2 separate regions of the Mus musculus genome follow, and region 1 is linked to region 2. Evidence: chromatin loops called from intact Hi-C (ENCODE). Cell type or tissue: left cerebral cortex. All regions are shown on one strand.

Region 1 (4,000 bases), 1.1 Mb before region 2:
TTTCCAATTCAGCAAAACTCACTCAAAGTCAGGAAGCCTTGAACTTAAAAGAAAGCCTTGCATTTATATAATACACTCAACAATGAACAGTACTTTCATGTCCGTGGCCTCATTCCACTCCTTTATAAGGTGCAGCTTACTTGTCTTTTTGGCACACACAGAAACTAAGACAGAAAGGGAGGGTCAGTGCCCACAAAGCTGCTCACCGAGTTAGTGACAGGGAAGGGGTCAGAGCTAAGATCTTAGGTTAAATATTTCACTCCTTTCTCCAACCCCCCCACCCCCCGCCAAACTCATCACCAAACACACTATTTTGAGAATGTAGAGTGGATAAGCTCTGTCCCTTGTAGACCTTACATTCTGGTAGGGGAAATCACACTGTAGACAAGAAAACATAGCACACAATGCTGTGTAGCTGTGTGTGCTCTGTAGTAGTCATGTGTCTATGAAGAAGGAAAGTGGGTTTGTGGATGGGGAGAGAGATAGTCCAGATGACCTGCCTGTGGGGTCTCATTAGCAGAAGTAGAGTCCCATGTGTGAATTATGGAATACGTAGGCGGGGCACACTGAGCAAAGGCCTAGGGGGTAGGAGGTCGCTTGGAATGTTCCAGAAACAGTAAAGGAGCTGGTGTGACTGGAACGCATAGTGAGAAAGATTTCTGGTAGGAGATGAGGTCAGACAGGGGTGCAAGCTGGGTCACACACAGCTTGTGTTAACTTGTTTCTTTATATGTTTTATCCATTATAATCAGTACCGCGCTAGAGGATAATGAGCAGGGATTGTAAAAAACGCATGCGTGTTTGGCTCCATGGCTTAGGGAAAGTGTCCACTGACATAACAGAAATACTAGAAGAAAGAGCTGAGGAAGCGTGCCTGCAGTAGGGAAATCCACAGCTGGCAGCGGAGGACCGTGCACTGGACCTGGCTCTCCCTCAGGACCCTAGGTCTTGTCTGTAACAATTCCCAAAAGAATGGACTTAATGATTCCAAGGCCTCCCATTTCCACCAGTGCCTTTGACAGTCCATGACTCCTTTTAACTCTATTTTATAGAGGAGTTCAATCTCAGTTCAGTCTCACTCAGCCTTTGTCCTTGCTTCCGGTCTAGCAATGCCATTTCTATTCTTGACCCTTTTTCAGAGTCGGGATCCTAGCTAGCATAGCATCTCTCCAGAGAGCTCACTCCTGTCCCCTCATCTGAAGAACCAGTTCCTACCCCACAGCAGACACTGTTGGCCCTCTTTGTTTCCACTCCCCATTACACACTGCTATTCCATGCTATGTACTAACTGCAAACACCTGCCACCCCACCTGCATCTAGAGGAAGCCAGGCATGTTGGGCTCACATGCCTAGGGACAGCTGTGGAGTTAGTAGATGCCAGCCTACTATCCTCTGCTGGTGTCTAAGGTGGTGGACTGTTCCATACTGACATCCATAGGTAAAGTGAGGGGTGGGACTTCTTGAGGATGTGCCTCAGTGCCTCCCTTCTCTTTTTTACTGTGCATTGCTACTGTGTTTTCAGGATTAGAACCTAGTGCTTGCTTCTTCCTGAAGCCTTGCTTTGGGCCCTGCTTGTGTGAGAACGCCTGTTGGGTTTCCTCCAACACTCAGTCTGGCTCATTCCAATGTCGAGCCTACTGCTTCTCTGGAGCACCTGTCACCACTGACAGCGTCTTTCCTCATTGTTCTTTTTGTCCTCTCTCTTCCCATTGACATGCCAACCACTGAAGGTGGGAACAGTTTTAATTTCCATCTGGTTAACTAATGGGTCCTAGCACCTAGCATCTCCATAAATGCCCAGCCCAGGGCAGATGCCCAATCCTTTCTTGCCGTGAGAATGAATAACGCTAGATACTGTCCCTCAAGCAGGTGTGCCAATTAGCCAGGGGAAACATGACCAGCAGGCAACAGCTGCCAGTGAGTGATTTTAATCAGTTGAGATTAACTTGTACCAAAGCCACAGTTCAGAGTGACACAGAGGTAACTGGCTCATACAATGGTACCAGTCAGGATTTGGCTCTGCTACCCAACCAGCATTTGGTGGCGATATACCATGTAAGAGTACAGCCGTCTTGCCACTGGTTAAAAGCCAGCACACAGTTGGGAGATTTTCCCTACTCTTCAGAGACTTTTAAAAAGAACATCTTGTTCGCAAAATAGCGATTGAGAGAATGAAATGAAAATTATCTCCCGCGGTCAGATCCTGTCACTTGCAATCTGTAACAAGCTCCCGGGCATCCCTACTGACTTTCCCTCCCCAGCATAATGAAGGCCAAGTGGGATGGTGATTTGTTCAAAGAGAAACACAGCTCAGCTTTGTCACCAGCAAGCCTGATGACAATGTTAGTAGAGCCAATCCTGGGTCACACATAATCAAGCTGATGGGACTCTCCATCCCCACACTCATAACCCAGGAAAAGAACAGGTACACACTTCCTTTTGCAACAGTCACCACAAGAACCCAAACCAGGAAGTTACTTGGGGACCAATGTACATTCAGGAGCTGACATCTCCCTTCCAATGCAAGATTGCATGCTGGGAATCATAGCATTGACCCCTAGGACGTCCTAATCATGAAAGAGACTCATAGTTACTAGACTTGATTTCTCCACAATGCAGGAGCATAGACTTGGTCAATAGAGAAGTGTGGTCTTGATTAAGAAGGGAAATAAAGGCATTCACTCTTTGCATGCTAGGAAATTGTGAGATCCAGCTAACTCTCTTTCCCCAGTACGTCTACTAAATAGGTTTAATTAAATCATTTTCCAATTTCCTTTGCTATTTTATTAAAAACCCATGAGGGTACTATTTGGTAAGTTGTGCATTTTCTTTATCTATCTTATTCATACCATTATCTAATGTGTTTAAGGATGCCATGATGTTAATTACGGCTCTTTAAAAGTTTTCGCTATTAATCTTCATTGTCATGATTTTCTTCAAGCCGTGCTGCACATTTGATAACGTATCCCTAACTGCCGATTCCATTGTTCTAAATGCCATTGTTGTTGAAAAAGAATGACAAAGGCTACAGGTGTTTGCCTTTTCAAGTACTTGTCACCCAAAGTTAGGTCTTCTACCCTTTAACTGTCCCTTGAGTCCTGGCACCAGTTGCTTCTGTTTGAAGAGTGACTGTTATCTAAAGTGGCTTGGTGACACATGCCTGTAATCCCATTACTCAGAAGGTAGAGGTAGGAGGATCAAGAATTAAAGACCAGCCTTGGCTATATAGACATCTACTGCAGCCTGGGCCATGTGGGACTCTGGACAAAAGGTACTCCTGAGGCAGCCAGATTGCCTTGCCTCTGTGTGCTTCTTCAGAATCTACCTCTGTATCGCAGTAGCTTCCCCATGCATGATCAATGAACAAACAACATGGAAAGTATGTTCTGCCTTTTATCTTTATCCAGGGGCAGAGGCTGTGGCTAAGGAAGTGCATGCTTGAGGACGCTTCATAATCTGAGGGACGGGGTGCACATGAGGGTGCCTGTAGAATAGCTACCTGGAAGGACTGTCAATCCACAGCTCCAGGAAGGGAGCAGGCGATCCTGACTTTGACAAAATGTTAATGCCAATGAGTCAGGACTCAAGGTTAAATATATGAAAGTCATGAAGATAATTATCAGAAGAGTTAAACAAAAATAGCATAACCCCAGTCATTAAGGAGAGGCTGAGTAAGTTTGAGGGGTGATCTGAAATGTTCCATCATTGCAAACCTAATGGGAGCCACAGATGGCCATGGGTTGATGAGGCAGGAAAAAGAGGTGCAGGTGTGTAGACGTGTGGAAGACAAAGCCAGAGTAACGGAAGATGGGGAAGGTGCAACTTAATTCTTGCTTCAGATTGGTTTAGGCCCCAGGACCAGGGTTGGGAAAGAAAGAAAATGCAGGGTTTTGCTTGTTATATTTTAGACACTTCTGTCATAAACTTTTACCCTTTAAATGCCATTAGAAAATAACAACAAACCGTGAATAAAGCCAATGTGCTCTCTGGTTGGATGTCA
Region 2 (4,000 bases):
CCTGCGCCCTCTCATTAACCCAATTTTCTTCCCTCTGATCTGCAACAAAACCATGACTAATTTCACTGCCCGGGCTCTGTGGGGAGGGCCTGCGTACCTGCCCCGGTTCCTAGGAACAAAAAGGCAATTAATCCACTGGGTGCCATTACTACTATGAAAAGGGAAGCCTATTGTTCATTATTTTTAGAAGCTGTTAAACTAACCTTTATGGAAAGGAAATTGGCCTTGGGGTAAAGAAATAAGCCCTGCCCATCCTGCTTTTCACCCACAGCCTGGCTTTAATCAGCATGAACTTACGCGAGTGTGCATGCATACATTCACAAAGACACACTTATACACACACACACATGTACACAACAGATATTTTTTTTTTACCTCCACAGCTTTAAGTAGCTCTAATTTCTGTAATACTTCTAGGATGCACTAAACAATTTGTCATCTGTTTAATCACAGAACACATTGAATGAGGTAACTCTCCAGAATAATTTAAAGTTATCTTTTTATTAGTATTTTGTTCTTTGGGCACCTATTACATGCACATAATGTGTTTTGATCAAATCCACTATATATTGCCTATCTTTAAATTCCTCATCTCTCACCCCACAGTTTCTCTTTAGCAACCTTACATGCTCTTTTATTAAAAAGTCCTGTATCTTCTTAGTGCTGCCTGGATGTTTATGGGTAGATGGCCATCCTCTGGAGCATAGGCATCCTCTCAGGGGCTGCACCATCCCTGGACAAAACCTTCTTCCCCAATAGCTGGGATTCTGACAGCTGCTGCCATGTTCTCTTTAGAACATCCTTGATTCACACACAATCGAGGTGCTCTATCTTGACACTTTATAATTTTCTTGGAGAGTTCTCCTGGGCTTCTTTTCTTTGTGTTAAGTTTCTCTCCAGACACTAACGCTTTTTAGAAATCTCAAGTTTTCTACATGTCTGCATGTGTTACTTCACCCTCAACCCCATGTAGAGTCTCTGTGACACAGGAATCAATCAAAGCCACCAAAAGTGTTTGAGCTCCTGTGGATAGCCCCCCAGCCACTAAGTTCTGCGGGAAATGTCAGGGTATTTCATCAACATAGTTGCCAATAATTCATCCCAACAACAGGTTGCATCCATTCCCTGGGATTAGCTTTGACTACAGCAAGCTCCAGGGAGGTGCTATATCCACTCTGGCTTCACTTGTCATGAGTCTGACAGGTTTCCTCCATACCACAAAGAAGCTATGAAAGAAACAGGCTGTCTTGGACAACAAGTCCCAGCTGGATCCTTGAAAAATGCCACTGGATTAACTCAGGCTACAACACAGGACACAGAGCTGGCTGAACCCACCGGCCTCCAGACTCAGGAAAAACAATGGTTGAGTCCAGCCACAGAGTTTTCAGGGCTGAGCATGTAGACAGTGCTTAGAGTGCTTTCATGAAAGAATCCCTACATTCCATCCTCAGCATCACATAAATGAGGTGTGATGGAACACACTTGTAATCCCTGTACTTAAGAGGTGGAGGCAGGAGGATCAGAAGTTCAAGGTTAACCCTGGCTGTATATATTGAGTTTGAGGCCAGCCTGGGATCCTTGAGGCACTGTCATAAGTAATAGGGGTTTATATAAAGGAACTCTGAGCATGCTTTATTCATACAGGGAAATGTCACTCCATGAATTGGTACCACAGATTTAATCCTTGACGCTGACATGTATTTATAATGGTTCAAATACTATCTTTCTCGTTCTCATGATTAGGACTATGTTGTGATTTCTTGATCACAGACTAGCTACATCTTCAGCATATAGTGGGAGCTTCTATTAGTCCTGGAAAAGCCAAATCTTCTCCCTTGTCTCAGCCCCACACCTCCCCACACACAGATGTCCTGATGTGGACTCTGCTGTCTACTTAGGCTTAGGAAGCCACTCCCACTTGTGATGTCAACTCTTCCTTCCCATCAGTTCTGAGGCTTCATATTCCAGCAAACTTCCCCTTGTTTCTCTCCTTTCTAAAACAATTCCCCAAGTTCATTTGGTACCATTCATATGCACATGGATGTGGAGCCATCTACTGGAGCATTTACCACCTACCAGGGACCACACCACTGAAGAAAACAATATGTTAAGGAGCTCACTCCTCCACTGTCTGCAGCACACAGCAGCAAGGATGCCTTTGACTGTCCATGCCTTTCCTCTGCACAAGTCTTAGCAGTTCTTATTTCATTATGAACAGAATCCACAGGCTGTTCCACGGGCCTCACCCATTACTGTTCTGATCTATCCCCCACCTCTCTCACTTTCTCTCCACTCCCCACCCATGGCTTTTCAATTGTGATCTCAGCCTGGCACATTCTATCCCCACCCAATTCCCATGTGACTCACACCCTACCCCTTCAAGACTCTGCTCAAAATGTTTCTTTCTCAGTAAGGTCCCCCTGGAACCATTCCATCTGTGATGACTGATCTTGACTTCAACTCACTCAATTGACAGATGAAGAGGAGACTCCAAATACCCACCCTGGGGAGTGTCTGTGAGTGCTTTCCCACAGATGGGAGAGAAACTGATGGGGAAAGGCCCACCATGACTGTGGGCAGCACCTATTCAACAGGCTGTTGAATATACAGAATAAACATGGGTAGGGGGAGATGGAGGGAGGGAGAGAGGGAGAAGAAGAGGAAAGGAGGGGATTGGAAGGGGGATATAGAGACAGAGACCAAGGAGATGGACAAAGACTGACACAGAGATACTGAGAGCCACCGCAAGTGCTGGCTGCACTCTGTCCCTGCGCCATGCTTACTGCTGCCATGTTTAGTCTTCAGACAGACTCCTTCAGCCTTTGAGCACACACTCTCACCAGGAACTCTTGAGGAAGTTTCTAGGCTTTGTACCTGGACTAAGGCTGAGTCACTGCACTCATTGTTCTGAGGCATCCAGGTTGTAGGGAATGGACAGCTATTAATTCTGTTTCTCCCTCATTATTTAAAAGAATAACGCCCCTCCGTGATCTTTAATCTTCTAATGCCACTCTTTATTTCAAAACTACGTTCACATTAGTTTTAACATCTACCTCTCCCAGCAGAGTGTGCCCTTTATGAAAACAGGGTTGGTTATGACTTTCAGAGACTATCTACCATCCAGAACAGAAGTCTCCATAAATATTGAACAAATGGATTAAACACTGCCTATTGGAAATAGTGAGATGGCTCAGTGGGAAAAGTGTTTGCTGAGATCCTGACTTCCATCTCCAAGAATCACATGGTAGAAGAAGAAACTTAACAAGAATTTGTGTGTTATCCAATTCATGTCAACACTTGACATTCTCTTGTTTTAAAACCCTGCCTCATAAAGCTCTTAGTACGTCATTCTAAGATACCTCGTTACTTGACATCTAGGATCTCCAATTCATCCTCCCTCCTTATATCTGTAGCTTCTAATACAACCCTTTTGACAATCTCATTCCCATCTAGGATCACACAGCTCCCTCTGCCTGCTGTGATCCGAGTATCTGTTTCTGACTTTACACAGCAGCCAAGAATAGTGTAGACTTTTGAAAAGATATCTATGAGCACTTAAGGATTAACATAGACAGAATGAATTAATTGATGCTGAAGAGATGGATCAGAAGTTTTTGTTCTTCCAGAGGATCCAAGTTCAGTTCACAAACCCTGAGTTGGCTGATTGCCACCACCTGTAACTCCAGTCTACAAGGGTTCTGGTGCCTCTCTTCTGGCCTCCATAGGCACTACACTTGTGTAGCACACACACACACACACACACACACACAGAGAGAGAGAGAGAGAGAGAGAGTTGTACAGTGATTAAAATCCTTTAAGAATATGTTGTTTTGAGGCCAGATAGTAGGTGGTAGTTAAGTTTCTTGGCATAACAAAATAAAATGTATGCCTTTCATCAAGCCTCCTGCAGTCTGTATTTTAAAAAGACACTAGGCATGTTTAAGAATTAAGTAGTCTACAATATAAAGAGTACACTCTGGGTGACCAAAAACTTGGATAT

The links. Peaks named below come from ENCODE experiments on the same cell type or tissue, not always from the same donor. Only the 100,000 strongest peaks of a DNase experiment are listed, where the experiment ranks them.
Region 1: a loop joins it to region 2, with 3 times the contacts of the local background. A loop is called at or near these places in 2 of 42 quality-filtered maps.

Annotation. Positions count from the first base shown.
Region 1 is chr11:57,212,436-57,216,435 of GRCm38, reverse strand. The region is part of intron 5 of Gria1 (glutamate receptor, ionotropic, AMPA1 (alpha 1)); the gene reads right to left. Among named protein-coding and RNA genes, the nearest start is that of Gria1, 200 kb to the right of the region's middle. In left cerebral cortex, no CTCF peak of the experiment used is centred here; a DNase peak (open chromatin) is centred at 1,590.
Region 2 is chr11:56,147,209-56,151,208 of GRCm38, reverse strand. No RefSeq gene overlaps it. Among named protein-coding and RNA genes, the nearest start is that of Gm46260, 29 kb to the right of the region's middle. In left cerebral cortex, CTCF peaks have their summits at 2,055 (motif pointing left) and 3,473; a DNase peak (open chromatin) is centred at 2,051.